Regions from separate parts of the Mus musculus genome. Here region 1 is linked to region 2. The links are chromatin loops, found by intact Hi-C in ENCODE. Cell type or tissue: left cerebral cortex. All regions are shown on one strand. Each heading gives the region's core, and the rest is flanking DNA. Links, peaks and the distances in the headings are about the cores only.

Evidence for each region. Hi-C counts contacts between places; a loop is a spot of excess contacts. Peaks named below come from ENCODE experiments on the same cell type or tissue, not always from the same donor. Only the 100,000 strongest peaks of a DNase experiment are listed, where the experiment ranks them.
Region 1: it touches region 2 in a loop (2.9-fold over the local background); 3 of 42 quality-filtered maps call a loop at or near these places.

What each region holds. Positions count from the first base shown.
Region 1 is chr15:94,585,005-94,593,341 of GRCm38, reverse strand. It overlaps Twf1 (twinfilin actin binding protein 1), which reads left to right and starts at 3,518. Exons shown (of 9, transcript NM_008971.4): 1 at 3,518-3,590; 2 at 5,037-5,114; 3 at 6,806-6,984; 4 at 7,799-7,894. The coding sequence starts at 3,566. In left cerebral cortex, for the core only: a CTCF peak has its summit at 3,536; a DNase peak (open chromatin) is centred at 3,436; H3K4me3 peaks cover 1,736 bases; H3K27ac peaks cover 916 bases.
Region 2 is chr15:94,658,284-94,666,620 of GRCm38, reverse strand. All of the region lies in intron 2 of Tmem117 (transmembrane protein 117), which reads right to left. Among named protein-coding and RNA genes, the nearest start is that of Gm25546, 19 kb to the left of the region's middle. In left cerebral cortex, for the core only: a CTCF peak has its summit at 5,005 (motif pointing right); DNase peaks (open chromatin) are centred at 5,025 and 7,285.

The DNA.
Region 1 (8,337 bases), core at 148-8,147, 73 kb after region 2:
TGTGTATGGCATATACACACCAATTGGTCAACAGACAAATATGACATATACATTTTTATGTGTGTATATGTATATACACACATATACATATATATTATACATATGGATCTTTTGCTTTTTTATGCTTTTAAAATTGAAGTGGAGGTTTGTTTGTTTGTGTTTTGAAGAAAGTCTAATTTCTGACATTTGGAAACCAGACCTGTTATCCTGAGCCTGAAGTCCCACTGGGGCATCAGTGAGCCAGAGCTGAACAGTAGATACCTCTTTTAAATAGAGCAGACCTGCACACATTTGGGTTTGTGACTTTAAATGCTTAGTTCTAACTACCAGCTATACCAGATCCTAAGTCTGTCTTCCAAGGGTGAGATCCCTCTCTGCTTTCATGGCCTTCCTGCTTTTGTGGCCTGGGGAAAGCAGCAGTCTGGCCCAGGCACCTTTGCACACACCTTTTCCTAGGAATTTGAAACTCGGCTTAAAGAAGCAATTTATTCTTTTTTACAACTAAATTACTTCCCAAGGATGTTTCAGTCTAAACAGTAAAAGTGTTTTGAAATAGACTTAGAAGGAAGTTCAAGGAACATCTTATTAGAGTTTGAGAGAAGAATAACAGGGCATGCGAGTTGTAAATTTCAGCCATTGCCAAGACAGACAAGAAAAAGGAGAGCTATGGTTTTTGAGTCACAGTTATGTCCACAAGCAGCTTCAGGAGGGGGGAGGTCTGGGGGACAGATGGCTAACTCTCCATCGTTCACCTGACCCACAGACACTGAAAGGAAAAAGAAGAGAGCCTGGAAGCTTTCTGCCTTTGAGCCTTGCTTAAATGTAAAGTGGAGGAAAGGAAAGTGGCCATTAGTGGGAAATGACAACCATAGAGTTGTCTTCTTGTAGGAGAGAGGCACTCACTGTGAGTTTATGGCTTCCTGATTCTCCTTGCACACAAGGTTGCAATGCAGGCTTTTGAGCATCTGTTCCTCCTTTCCACACAAGGAGGGTGTCCTTTTGTCAACACTTCTCCGTCTCCACTCTCCCTGAACAGTCCTGCAGGCAATCAGGCTCATCGGACACATTTGTAAGGTTCTGAGAAGAACAAATGTTCCCAGTCTAGCCTGATGTCACTGGACTCAACTGTGAGCCTCCAAATAATTTGGTAAATGTGCTTGTTAATGTTGCAATGTTTCATGATATTAAAAAACAAATGTGGGATTTTTTTTTTTTTTTTTTTTTTTTTTTTTTGAGAATGGGGAAGGGTAATAGAAGCTGAAAAGCCTAAGAGGTTCAAGAAAGAGAAGTCTCACAATTGTCTCTCCTTAGGATTAAAAATACTATGAGAGGCCTCAGGGGGTAGTGCATGCTTTAATTCCAGCACTCTGGAGACAGAGAGACAGAAGGAACTCTGTGAGTTCCAGGGCCAGACTGGTCTACAGAGCAAGCTCCAGGTCAGCCAGGACTACGCTGAGAAACCCTGTCTCAGTAACACAACAACAACATATAAAGAGGAGGCGATATCAGGACTCTGTTGAGGTCTCCGACCCTTGTAAATTTTACATAAACGACCGAGTCTGCAGAAAGAAAAGGCAAGGACTTGCTGGGGGATGACATGCAGGAACCAAACCTAATTGGGCTTTCTTCTTCTCAGGCTAAACACACAATGGTCCTTTCTAAGCATGGATATAGGAAAAAAAAATTTTTAAGTGTCATCAGTATTTTTTTTTAAGTAGTGTCAGCTTCTGTAATCAACAGGACATGAATCAGCTAAAAACCCTGCAAGCAAACCCTACAATTTTCCCCTTGTGCAACAACAGTTCAGTTAAAACTGGTAAATCAGGCTGGACCATTACGCCGCTGGGAAGACCGTGTTGGAATGGAACACCTCCCAAGGAAGTCCCCAAACCCAGATTTTATGGGGCTAATCCATGGTGTGAAGATCTGTTAAAGGAACCGAGTTGAGATCACAAGCACCAGCACACAGCATTTTTTTTTCCCTTATGGTCTCCACAAAGAAAAGCAGTTGCAGGCCTATTTAGTGGCTTATTTAAAATGCTTTATACTCGAAGAGGGACTCCATACCTTGTCATTATGTCATTTGCCTGAATCGAGTTTGAATATAAAAAAATAAATATATTTATTAGTCCAAGGCTTTAAAATCTAGAGCTAGAGTTCTACTTAGAAAACATACATAAAAATAAACAATAGAATAAACTTTCACAGGGGAATGCATGCCGATAAAAGTGTACAGTGAGAAAGAACGGTAACTCCTGTCTGCTGTTTCCATACAAATGTATTGCATCCAGGTAACTACGAACACACATTTGACTTGAAGCAATCAAAGGCTAACCTAAAGCAAAGCTCTGTTAATGGTTTCCAAGGGTAGAGCTGACCACAGAGAGATATTCAGGTCAGCTCAATGGCTCAGTGGTTTCACACTCAGTTCTTTGGGGGAACCAGAGAAAGGACAATGAGGTCTCTTAAAGTGCTATGAGCTGAAATTTCCAGAAAAAAAAAAAAGCCACCCCAAACCTGTTCAAGACTCAAAAAGGTTGCCTAGCTGATTAGAAGTGCCTGATTGTGTAGGACTGTGGTGTAGGTCCTAAGCTGAATTATCTTGGGCCATCCCAGTTACTAGCCACTTCTGAGTCCATCCTTGGAAATGTACAGACCACTTAGCTTCTCCCATTGAAAGGTTAAAGATGCCCTCTTCAGATAATATCTGAACCAGTAGCAGAAATTTCGCCACTTTGGGTATAGCCCCATGTCCCCACCAAATATATTTTAAAGATGATTTGTGATTTTCTTTTGTTCTGGTACTAAAAAAAAAATTCATAAGTCTGTTACCAAGTTGAAACATGATATTTGGGATGGGGTGTCACCTGAATTAGTGCCTCCTCCCCGCCTGATAGGGCACATATTTGATTTCAGAATAGACTTTTTTTTCTCTTTTTTGAGGTGAGAACAGTGGTTTTGTGTGATAGTGACCAATTGAAAAGTGAACAGCTTGAGATTCAAATCACGGGGAAAATAATGGAGAACTCTACAGTCTCTTATTTTAAAGTGGGCCAGGAGTGGTCTTGAGCCCCATCTTGCTTTGCAAATGTTTAACTGTTTTATCTTTCGCCTTAAAATGGTCTTTTCTTTACAGCAAAGGATATGTCTTTCATGTAGAAAGCGTTTGTTTCGGAAAATGGCCATTTTTCCCTCTAAAGCATTTTGATGAGGTGTGTCGCTGCGGCGTGTGATAGACACACAGCCCACTGCCAGAAGGTGCATCCTGGACAGAAACAGCAGCGGGGGGGGGGGGGGGGGGGGCAAGGGGGGGTGATTGCCGGGAAAGGGCATGGCCAATGGCTTAAGGGGCGGGGCTTGTGACGACAATGAAAGTAGCCAGTGAAAGAACAGGGGGCGGGATCCTAGGCGGGGTCTATGTCGCGCTGGAGAGCGGGGCTGGTGCTGGGGGCGGGGCTGAGAGTCGCGGGCCGATGACGCACAGGCGGAGCCGCTACTTCCTGGATCCGCCGGCCGGGGCCGCTACCGCACCCTGCGCCGGAGCCGGGAGCCTGGGGCCGCCGCCATGTCCCACCAGACAGGCATCCAAGGTAACGGCGCCACGGGGCAGGGGCTCCCGGGAGGCTGCGGGCCGGAACGCTGGAGGCGCGCACGGCATTGGAGCTGCTCTGGGTGCGACGGCCCCGACTGTGTCCCTCGCGGCCCTCCCCGGCGGCCGCCACGTAACAGGCCGGTGGTGGCTGCCAGAGAACCGAGGATGTGAGGATGTCCCGGGCGACCCCGCTGCATCCCGGCCCCCGTGCCGAGAGCAGGAAGACCGAAGCTGGCTGGGCTCCTGCCGCCGGCCAGCCGAGCGACTTTTTCCTCGGGACCCGCCAAAGGAGATTGCTCCAGCACTCAGATCGTTTGAAAACCAAACAGCTCCCACCGCTGTAGGCTGCCTCCCGAACTCCCCGGATTTTTCTCTCAGAACGCGGGTGTGCCTTCCTTCCGGAGAAATCCCGAGTAGGGAGTGTTTTTCCATCTTTGGATGCTTGCACCCCAGGCAGCTGCAAAGTCTGATCTGTGTAGCTGCACCTCATGAACCCCGTGGAGACAGTCGAATGTGCAGTTTACTTGTGTATCTTACTCGCCGTTTATTATTTCCTGGTTGGAAAATAGGCAACTTGGACGTACTCAACCTCCTACGGAATCAAATAATATATCCCGGGGTTATTTAACGAGTTCTAATATAAACTAGAGCACTTCCCGTAATAGTTAACCGAGCCTTTCCCCCGGGTGACCACTTAATAACTTGTTTTGTGTTTTAAGGGTTTTTGACACTACCACTTAATTCTGTGCACATGCAGGCAAAAATAGTCTCCGATCTAACAACACTTAATCTCCCCCGTGTTACTTATGACATTTAAATATATCAAAATTATTGTTTAATGTTTGAGCCTTTTATATAACAAGACATAAATATTAGTCTTGCTTGGCAATCAACAACACAAGACCGAATTTGAAGCAATGATGACTACACAAGGGATAGGTTATTAAATGTTTATTTCCTGGGTGGCTTCTATAACTTTTTACAAAGAGATGCAAGAAAAATGTAAGATCTAGTGTATTTTACAGGTTTTTTCTTTAATCAGTATATGAGATTTGATCCTGTTGTTCTTGATGGACAGATACAGGACATGATTTGATGAAGGAGCACACATCACAAACTTAAAATTGGACTATTAGAAGCAACTTGTTAACATTTTCAAACATGGAGCAATTTGTCTGTTACTGGGTTTGACTGAAAGCATTCACCCTAGTGTTACTTCTGCTACTGAGTTCTGTGGCTAAAATGTTGAAGTTCCTGTACTTCTAAATGCTAGTATTTAGTTTTTGCTCCTCGCCAAGGCCGGTATTTTATGCTTCTGTTTTATAGTAACAATAAGAAGGGCCTGTATGCTCCACATGTTTCTTTAATTTATGTTTTCTTTAGGTGAATACAAACTAAACTACTTCTAGGTTTAAACACTTTTTCCCTTTATCATTTTCCACAGCAAGCGAAGATGTCAAAGAGATCTTTGCCCGAGCCAGAAACGGGAAATACAGACTTCTGAAAATATCTATCGAAAATGGTTAGTTAACAGTTTTAAGATACTCTGTGCCCCTGGAGGGTTAGCTGTTACAGTTTCAGGTTTCCAAGCCTTATGAGTAATTTGAACTATTAATCAGCATGAAGCAAGTTCAGAGCTTGCCTTTCAGCCTGTTTTCCTTTTAAACTGGGGGCGGCCATTGCGGAGACAGCAGGTGCTTTCTGGTGTGGAGGCTTCACCTGTTGTGTGTTTTTCTGCAGCACAATCTATGTCTAATGTCAGTGCTTCTAGAATGAAAATCAGTAGCTGGGCATTTATTGAAAACAAAACTAATTATTTTGTGAGTTGTTCAATGAGCTGTGTTTTGAAGTAGAAACATTTGAGATACTTGTTTGTTTATTGCTTGATTGGATCATACAGAGATCCTTTCTTGTTTGCAAACGTTCTGAGAAAATGGCAAATTATAAATTGACTCCTTAATGTTAATTTTATGAACAGGGAAACTGGCTGAGTGGCTATATCTGATAGGAGATGGATTTGAAGAAACTGTTAATAACTCGATGTTGAAATGAATGTGCTGAAAATATTCTGTTGGCCTCAAATACCCTAAGACATTTTGTTTTGGAAAAATAACTTGTTTTTTTTCATAAACTGGAAATAAACTAAGTTTGTTTTCCATTTTCTGCTTATATATTTAACTGTGAAACTAGTTTAGGAAATCTTAAAGTCTGTAGGAACAAATGTATATACTTCAAAGCAGCTAAAATTGTGACGGTCAGTAAGCAAAATGGAAAGATAAAATGTATCTAATTCATACTTTAGGAAGAAAATTTCTATTTCTTAAATATTTTCCAATTGTTTTTTTAATCTTGAGAAAATTGTTAAACTAGTAAGTTTCAGAGAATGGAAACATAAATACCCACCTCTTAACTTAATGACCTAGTACTTTATAGTTTGTTCCAGACCTTGTTAACTGTTACTGTCTCTCTAATGAAGGACAGCTTTGACAGCTGTACTTTTCTTTTCGTGGAGCATCTACAGTTGGAAAGATAGATAGAGACACACACACACACATATATAAAATCCATCATCTTTAGCACATAATGCTGTTTTTAAGTTCATATAAAGTGCATATTGTTATATTCTTGATCTTTATTTCTGGGATTTCTGGTGGATTTGTGTTGCTAGCATATGATGACTTTAAAACACAAACAGTATTTTTATGTGACTGTACCACGGCGTGTTCTCTTACGGGGAAGGTGGAAGCTGTCGTGGGTTTGCCCTGTTGCTGTGTCGTGCTGAAGTGCATGTCTGTCTGTGGGGACAGACAGCTGCCTGGGAAAACACCCTTCATAATCTTACATAGTTCTACAAGACAGCACTTGAAGCGTGTGGCGACTCGCAGTTGTAGTTTGTGTTCAGGCAACAGTTAAACCGAGTAGTGTTGTTAGTAGGAGCTGAAGCTTGCTTTGTAGTTCTTTATAATTTAATAATTAATTTCAAGAATTACAGTTTTGAGTCATAAATGAAGTTGTATATATGGTATAAAATTTTATATCTCTATATGTGATCATTTTCAACATTTTAACAAATAGAACTCTGCTTGACCTCTACTTGAACATTTAACTGCACTGTTACTATAGGAGTTGAGACCTACGTCACTCTTCTTGTCTTCATTAGTTTAGCGTCCGATACGACACTGCATTCATCTGTTTCAAATTCTCCTTTCATAGAGCAACTGGTGGTTGGCTCCTGTAGTCCACCTTCAGACTCCTGGGAACAGGACTACGACTCCTTTGTCTTGCCCCTGCTGGAGGACAAGCAGCCGTGCTATGTATTATTCAGGTTAGACTCTCAGAATGCCCAGGGATATGAATGGATATTCATTGCATGGTCTCCAGATCATTCTCATGTGAGTAATTTTTTTGTAGTTTTGGTTTGCTTGTTTGTTTGTTTGTTTGTTTGTTTGGCGTTAAATGCTAGGAAGAATTTTTTTTTAATGAAGTATTTTCAGGCTAAAGGAAGGGTTAGAAGCGGCAGTCTTTTCCCATAGAGGGATAATCTTTCCCCCCAAACACACAAACATCTGATAGTAGACGGAAATACAGCAAAAGGTGGAATTGGATGTGAATGTTGCTCGGTATTTTAAAGAATCTGGGGTTTATGATAAGAAGCTGACTTTTTAATACCATCTAGATATTCTGAAAAGATTACCTGATTTTCATTCTGTCTGGAAGAAATAGCAGATTTCCCTGTTTGGAATTATGAAATCGTTTGTGCTAATTAATCGTGACCCCTGAGAGCTTCTCCGGCTCCTCACTAATCGAGCACATGTCCATCCCAGTGTTGCTCCCCCAGCAGCATCCGCCATCCCGAGCCCAGGAACACGTGATGCTTACCCAGTAGCTTTGAGTCAAATAGCACGGCAAAGGCTGCTTTGTATTGATCCCCCTCGTAGTTTCAAACAGTACTTTAGGCTATTCTTTATTCTAACAGCCAGTTTTGTACTTTGTAAAGCCAGGAGCTTATTTTGTATTTTAAACAAGCATCCTACATAATTTAAGACCTACCGTAACGGTTATTAATGGTTTAGACACCCATTTTACAGCTGTCAGTGTCAGCCTGATCTGTTTAAGTACTGAAGATTTTAATACATCCGTGCTTTTATAATGGTATATTTTATAAAATTAATACTGTTAACATCTAAAACCTTCACAATTGCATAGGTACGTCAGAAAATGCTGTATGCGGCAACAAGAGCGACTCTGAAGAAAGAATTTGGAGGTGGCCACATTAAAGATGAAGTGTTTGGAACAGTAAAGGTGCAAAACTTATATTTATTTTAAAAACCTTACATTTATATGTGTTTTTTTATGTTTCAAAACAAAAATAAACCAAAGCTGGTGAAGCCTGGCGTGGTGAGCCAAACCTGTTGTAATCACAGCATGTGGGAGGGAGGGAGGGAGGCAACACACTCTGAGGGTGGGAGCAGCCTGGTCTACAGACTGAGTTCCAGGACAGCCAGTGCTGCACAGAGAGACCCTATCTCAGAATAACAAAAGGGGAAAGGTGAAAGAAGATAGATAGGGGTTTCAGTGTCCCGGTCTATAAGCGTGAGATGGGCATTGTTCTAGCTCAAGATTTGCAAGTTTGTGCTATTAACTTTGCTTGTCTCTATTTGGTGTTGAGAATAAACACTATTGCGATGCACTTATCCTTTAGTTTGTGTGCTGCATTGATACATTTATGATTTATTTATGAATTA
Region 2 (8,337 bases), core at 158-8,157:
CAGCTGCCAGAGTCCATGACCCTTCCTCTCACGCCACTCTTGTACCCACCAATGGCTGATGCTCTGCGGGTGGTTAAGAGTTCAGACTGCACTCGAAGTCCTGGGTTCTATGATGAACAAACCCAGTCCCAGAGTCCCAGGGTAGGATGGAACTGTCCTGTAACCTGGCCTCTCCCCCATTTTCAACCTGCTTTTCCTTTTTCCTTTCCCAAGACCACTCTCCCAAACTTCCTGTTTTTCTCAGGTTGAGAAATGCTTCCCTCTAGACCAGTGGTTCTCAATGTATGGGTCACAACCCCTTGGAGAGGGTGTCAAATGACACCCTCACAGGGGTTGTCTGAGGCCATCTGAATACTGGATATTTACACTTTACTATAACAGTTAGCAAAATTACAGATATGAAGTAGCAACAAAAATAATTGTGTGGTTGTGGGTCACCACAGCATGAGGGACTGTGTGAAAGGGTCGCAGCATCCGGAAGGCTGAGAGCCACTGAGCTGGACTGGCGTGTTTGACTACTTGTTCTTTTGCTTATGGCGCTGTCCCGGGAGGCCGTGGAGCTTCACTGGAAGAAGTGTATCTATCACTAGGAGTAAGTCTTCAAATACTAGGAGTAGCCCCACTTCCCCTTCTCTCTGCTTCCTGACTGCACACAAAGTATGGCCAGCTTCCTCACACTCCTATCGCCTGCCGCGTCTTCCCATCATGATGGACTGTGTCCGTTCTAAAACTGTGAGCCAGTCTTTCCTTCTACCAGGTGCTTTGTCACAGCAAGGAGGAAATTAACTAGGACACCGGCAAACCCAACCTACAAGAAAGGCGAAAGAACCACACGTTGTTCTATGAAGATGTAAGTGGACTCATGGACCCAGTGTGTTTTGAAATGACGATTACAGTCTTCCCTCATCACCTCTCTCCTTGATGGCTGGAGGATGGCTCAGTGGGTAAAGCACTTGACATGCAAGCATGAGGTTGCAAATTTGTATCCTCAAACCCCACATAAAAGCATATGCAGCAAGTGCCCTTTATCCCCACCGGCCTCCCAGAAGACAGAGACTTGGGGGGGGATGGGGGAGGGGTGTCACATGGATCCCCAGAGCAAGCTGGATGGCTGAACTAGCCATGAGCAAACTCTGGGTTCAATTGAGACACCATCCATTGCATTGAGAGATCAAGCCTCAGTTGACTTAAAGAACAATGGATGAAGACCCTCCCCCACAGTGTCAATCTCTGACCTACACATGTATGAGAACACAAACAGAAACTACATGCACATGACACACACATACACGTGCAAAAATAAATCTCTCTTTTAAAAAAACAAACACACTGGGGGACTGGTGAGATGGCTCAGCGGTTAAGAGTACCGGCTGCTCTTCCAGAGGTCCTGGATTCAGTTCCCAGCAACCACATGGTGGCTCATAACCATCTATAGGGAAATCTGACGCCCTCTTTGGGCAGGTGGATATATATGCAGCAGAGCACTCAAACATTAAATAAATAAAATTTTTTTAAAATGTAGTGTGTGAAAGTGGAAAAACATAAACTGATTTCAAACGAATCTATGTCAGTCCTGCCTTAGTCCAGAACTTAGATGGCCATGAGCTACCTCATCTCTTTGACCCTGTCTCTTCACTACTAAACAGCACACACCCCATTATAGTTCTGTAATGATTTACAAAGGTAGCATGCACGTAGTCGGGGCTTCAGACGTATCAATGGGGTTTGGTCACTGGGCCATCAGTTTAATGCTGCCTTCCTTTATCATAGATCTGCATCTGTTCTCATGGGGCAGAGCCCTGATAATGGAGCTCGGGCAGCTACACACCAGAGGGTGTGGCTCAGTGATAAGGCTCAACATATACGAGGCACTGGTTTTGAACCTCAGCACCATAAAAATCAGTAAAATATATCCTGGAAATGTAGTTCAGTTGGGAAGTACTCTTCTAACACAAAGTCCTGAGTTCAGTCCCCTGCACTGCACGAGCCAGGTAAGGTGGCACACATCTAAATCACAGCACTTAGAGATGGAGACAAAAGAATCAGAAGGCAGAAGTCACCTCAGGTACACAGCCAGTTCCGGCCTGGACCACATGGGGCCATGTCTCAGAACAAATTAGCAAACAATTATCTGGTATAAGCAGGTACTAGTCTTTATATGGCATCAGACACCGAATAGGAACGCAACTATTTCCTGGGTAGTTGCAGCACCTCAAGTACAATGTGGGACTTATTACATTTAACATTTCACTTAGTCTTCCACACAGCTCTGTAATGCAGGTCTGATGGCTTTCTTGCAGATGTGCAGTTGACAACTCTCAGAGGAAGAAAATATTCCAGGGTGACACATCTAGCCAGGGACAGAACCAATACTTGAACTTCAATTTTCCACCTTTGGGGCCTTGTACACCGTGGTACCTTTTCATAGACTTGCCCAAAGAGAAACCATTCTTGACTTGCCAGTGATGCAAACCATATGGAACTGGGTTGGAGACCTTGGTCTTCACGGGACAGCTGAAGGGAAGCTCTGCCCAGCACAAGAGCTCAGCTCCAACAGTCTCACAGCTGCACGCCTTGGCTTCACACCCTGTCTCCATTGCAGCCTCAAGTAGCCTCAGTCTTTCCTGGGTTTGGGGGACACCCGGCCCTCAGCCTGAGCCTAAGTGGGGATTAGAACACATGCCAACCCTTCTACCTCAGGGCCTCGGCAGTGAGCCCAGCAAGCTGATGCTTTTCCAGTCATGTTCCTGTCACTCCAAAGCAGGGGTCCCTTCTCTGAGATGCTAGCTATGTTTCCAAGGCCGAAAGACACGTCACCAAGCACGCCAAACCTGTAGCTGAGCCTCTCGAAAGCCTCATTGTGCAAAACCCTGTGATTGCCACTCAGTTGTCTTCCGACCTTTGAATTTTTCATGATATTATCTCAACAAGCCGCACCGCTCTGTTTCAATCAGTTTCCTGGGAAATGGTGGAGACAGAAAACCTTCCTCCCCATCCCTCGGGTGCATTAAAACCATCACTCTCCAGGGACTATGAGCAGGATGTCAACTAGCATTCCCTCCCAGGAAACCTCTGAACGACTGGAGTCTAGTGCTGCCCAAGCAACGATGCTGCTTCCTGGTTCAAGGAAGAACGACAGCGGGTACATCCACTCAACCCAACCCCTCGCTAGAGTAGACTAGGGCTCTACATCTCTATGGTGCCAGAGCACAGTGCGGAGGGGACCCACAGCCTGTTGTCCCTGAAGCCCTCATGTTGACATGGGGCAGAGTTAACTTGTGCTCTAGTACCCAGTACCTGCCTGGACTAGGACCCACACACAAAGCTGATTGTTTACAGCTCAGGAGGACAGGTGGGTCCCTGCTCTCCAGGGACTGTGCTTGCTGCTAATCCACGGGGGTTTTCCAGTTCCCTGCTTTGTTCCTCAAGTGGGAAAACAAAACCAGCAGGAATGAGATCTGGCGCAGACGGCTGTCTGGAAGATCCCCTGAGCTCCCTACACAAGCCGAAGGCAGCTGTCACCTTTGGTCACAATACTGAATGGAGACCCTCTCCACAAAAGTTCTTATTGGACTGAACGCCACAGAAAACAGACTTCTGCTGATGCCAACAAGAACCAAACAACCATGAGCAAAAACAAATACCGTAGATCTAAAAGATGAATTGGAGAAAGAATAAAGAGATTTTTTTTTCACCTCATCAAGGAATTTATTTAATAAACAACGAGAGCAGTAAATGCAATATTAAACACAGCGCTCTAACAGTCTGTCACCACAGAGACGCTTATGAGTATACTTTAATTATTAAGCAGTTGATGATGTTTTCCTAAGAATGAAACACTTATTTCAGTCCTTTCCTGCTTGGGGAAGAAAGGGCTCCTTTTGCTATGGCCTGACTCGGACACTGTTCCCTCCCTGAGGGCGGGGCTGGCTGTCCAGTGCCTTCGTTTTTCTAGTCTTTCATCAAACCCTGATATTTGTGTTGTATTTTCCGCCAGAATGCTCTCTTGAATTTTAGGGAGGACTCAAAGAAGGTCGGAGGCACAAGTCAGGTACAATTTTAGAAGTGGGAGGCCAGGTCGGACACCCTGAGAGATAAGCAGCTGAGCCATCCCTTACAGGTACTCACAACTGCTCTGACCTCCTCTTGGGAAGGTGATAAAGGCTTTGGGGGAATTGTTAGCGAGCCGCCTCGATATCATACTTTTATTGATCTGGACTGAAGTAATCCAAATCACGAGAGACCTATTGTTGTCCACTTTAAGACCTCAGTAGTCCAGTAGTTATTTTGACAAGCTCTGAATAGGAAATGGGGTGTTGAAGAGGTAGGAATTGAGTAATTAATCTTTGTGTGTCCATATAACATAACTGTACAAGGACAAGAAACAAGAGACCCACAATCAGAAGCCTTCGGGCCATGTCTCCTTTCAAAAGCCATGTCTGCAAAATGACACTGTTACTTTCGGTTTGTGTTGTTTTCTGCTAAAACAGGGTCCCACTAAGCAATCCAGGCTGAACCTGCGCTTGCAGAAATCCTCCTGTCGCAGCATCTCCAATGCTGGAATTACATACATTTAAAATATAACTAGCTCTAAAATCAGTCCTTGGGAAAAAAAAAAAGTAACATGACTTTTTTTATACAGTACCTGTTCACAGTTATCTAAGGAAAATTACTTGTATGAATTAATAATATTTAAACCCCTGAGTTTCTCATAGGAAAACTGCAGAAATGTAGAACCCTCATTTTTATAATATATTTTTTAAACCTTAATTTTGAAAGGAAAACAAAAATTCAAATGAAAACCTGGCATTTTAACATCTCTACAGGAGGAGATTCATCCGAAAACTGGGATGAGACAGTTCCAAGAGAAGACACGGCAGAGAAGAGACTTTCTGTCCCAAAGAAAAAGGGATTTTCTTTTTCTTTCTCCACCGGACCCCCAAATGTCTACTACGCAGTCAGTCGAGAAAAACAGAATAAACTGCTATAGTTGTCACATTCCACAAGATGGCGCTCACCCTTAGGAAGAACGCCCCCTTCACATACATACTGAACTTAAACCAACTTTTTATAATGAAACCTCTTAGAGATGAACAAACCTTTGAAGTAGCTCTAAAGGAAATTTTAATGTCAGACATTAACAATTAATGTTTCCAGAAAGCGCAAGCCTCTTTAAGAGAAAAACCAGGCATACAATTAGGTAATTTGATAAATAAGGTCGAAGGGGCTAAAAACACTGTAGTGCTTATAGCTATTTATAGCCATGCCATGAGACTGAGACACAATGCAAATATGTAATTAAATGTTTGTAACAATCATACATTATGTTCTTAACAGCAACTGATACTGCATTTAGCCCAACGTGTCCAAAATATTAACATTTCTACCTGCAAGCAATGTAACAGCAAAGGTTCTCTGGTTCCCTGTGTGACTTTGCTGCACAGTTCACACCTGCAGGACTGTGTGGCAGCCACTTCATCCTACAGTGCACACCTGGAGAGTCTAGCCCGTGTCGGTCGACACCAAACCCAACATCTGACTGCTACAGTAAACATTCAGCCCGTACTCTTAGATCCCATAAAACATACCCACAAAAAATGTAAACAGACTTTCCCTGCTTGCAAAGCAGGCAAGCGGACAAACGCATTCTGTGTGCAGAGCATATGAAAATAACCACCCTTCCCTCTCTAATCTTTTAGTTAAATAACAGCCTATAAAATAAATCCTGGCCTTGTTTAATTGCAGCTGTCTTATTGACACTGTCAAGCACAAAATACATAATAGGAAAGTGTAACCGAACAAAGCCTACAAGCTCCCCTATGGAAAGTGGGCAGTATATCTCATGGACATGATACAGTAAGCAAGCAGCAGAGGGTCGGTTTAACCAACACTACAGATCTCACACCTCTCCACTGAACCAACTCACATAGATTTTCCTGACGAATAGACACAAAAGGTGATCTCCATTCTCATTTTATAACATTTAACTTATATATAAAGAAATAAAAGGAGCCACTTGTTGATACAAAAGAATTATTAAAACTGAAAGGGGTAGCTGTCTTATTCAGCTATACCGTCTTTAAAGTAGACAGGGCTTTTTTGTTTCGGTTTGGTTTGGTTTTGGAGGTTGTTTGTTTGTTTGTTTGTTTGTGTTTGTTTTGGAACAAAGGCACAAGTTTAAAAGAAAGATGTGTTTCTTTTGCAAGATGTGTTTGTGCAGAAGCAAAATGCCATCAGTGAGAAAGCACAGAACCAACACCCAGCCCGCCCTCCCTCCCTCCGTCCCTCCCTCCCTCCCTCCCCCTCTCCCCCAACCCTTGCTCACCCAGCCCGCCCTCCCTCCCTCCCTCTCTCCCTCCCTCCCTCCCTCACCCAGCCCTCTCTCTGGAAGACAGAAAGCTAGGGGTGGGGAGGGAGGGCTGTCTCTGAGTTTATGGGCCAATCTCCAGGGATCCTGCACCTGGGCTCAGGGCACCTCACTAACTGACTCTGAGCAAAGTCTTTGTGTGTATGTTTTGGGGGTAGGAGGTGGAAGGGTGAAGACTGTACTCCCAGAAGGAGTGGCACACACTTGCAATTCCTTACAACCCCCAAACAGCTGCAAACCTCACAACCCCACAAAACAGCTTTGACATTGGATTCCCGAGCTAAGGCGCACTGAGTCTTTTTGCACACAAAACAAAACATTAAAAAAAATCAAACTAGTTATAAACAAAAAGTTATTAGTTTTCTAATTGTAGGATAGCTCTGGTTTTATACATACCGTTCAAGTAAGAGAATGCCATCCAGGAAGGGCTGAAAATTAATTTTTAAAAAGACATGCTGACTGGGATGCTTGCTGCCAACCTAGACAGCTGGAGTCCGATCCCTGGGACACACATGGTAGGAGAGAACGAATTCACACGAAATTCCTCTGGCCTCGACATACATGCTATGGTGCACACGCACACATACACACAATTTTTTAAAAACAAGATGCAGCTTCCAAATTTGTAATTTATGGCAGCCTTTAATCATGCCAACTGTTTGATCTTCAGTTTGGAGACATAAGGAGAGGCATTGGGACTTCACTGTATAATGAAGTATAAGTGAGAAGCCGGTTTTCTGGAAGAAACGCTACAGACAGACTCCAGTGGTTTGAAGGAAGCTTTGATTTTTACTCTGACACAGGGCACATCTGTGCATCCCGATGCACACAGGTTTCTTTCCTAATGCCCACGTACTAAGCTTCATGTGGCACTGGGCTCGCCAGATGGAACTCTGTCATTCTGGCTGCAGTGAAGCCAGCCTCCTGGGGGCTGGGCAGTGGCTTCTGTAGCAGGGTGGCTCGGTGAGCCAGCAGCTCTCAATTATTCATGACAACACTGAGAGGCTAGGAGCAGGCTACCTCAAATGCAGAAAAAACTAATTAGCACTCATCTGGGTTGGATAAATCTGGGATGGATTAAACCGAGCCCATGTATAAACCATGCCAAGACAGAGTCTACAGGAAGGAGTCGGGCTCCTTAAAATACAATGCAGAACGGTCCAGAATCCAAACATGGCAGGCAAAGTGAGGAAGAGGCCTGGGGGGCGCCTCTCTCCGTTAAGCTGCACGCACTGGTGACTTCTCTCACAAGAGGACCTCTGTGTTTGCTCCTCTAGAATGGGGCCCGCTGTGGGGTAACTTGGAGAGTGAATTCCCTCTGGTCCAGCAAGCACAGGGCCTGACACACCACAGTAGGCTGCAGCCAAGGCCACAGTGGAAAACTGTTGACCATACATGTCTGGGTTCTAGGCCCAAATTGGAGTCTTTGAACTTTTAGCAGGCAGAGCAGGCCAACCAATGTTACAGTCGAGGCAGAAAATAAGAAAGAGATTGAAGGATGCATTTGGGGAAGAAATCCTACTGCAAATGGTCCCGAGTAAGTAACGGAGATTTAAAAAAAAAAAAAATGTACAAGCCAAACAACAGCACATGAGCTAAGCAAAGGGACTGACTTCCAGTATCTTAAAAGGAAGCAGGTCATTGTGGTCAGGATTCTAAGCAGCCAGGGCTTGGGCAGGCAAGCATGGGGATCTATGTAAAATCCAGCTTGCCTCTAACTCCATTACACACACGCTCGCGCGCGCACACACACACACACACACACACACACACAAACCTCTTGAGTTCCTGTCCTAAGTTTAAGCAAATCTCAAGGCTACAAGCTACCATATGTATTTCATTTCTTAAAAGCAGATTACTTATAAAAAATAATCTGGGACAGCTTGTGTTTATTGCGTGCTGCTCAAAACGAGTGACACTGCCTTGTTCCTTGACAAAGACAATTTGGTATGGTTTGCTTTTGCTAGGTG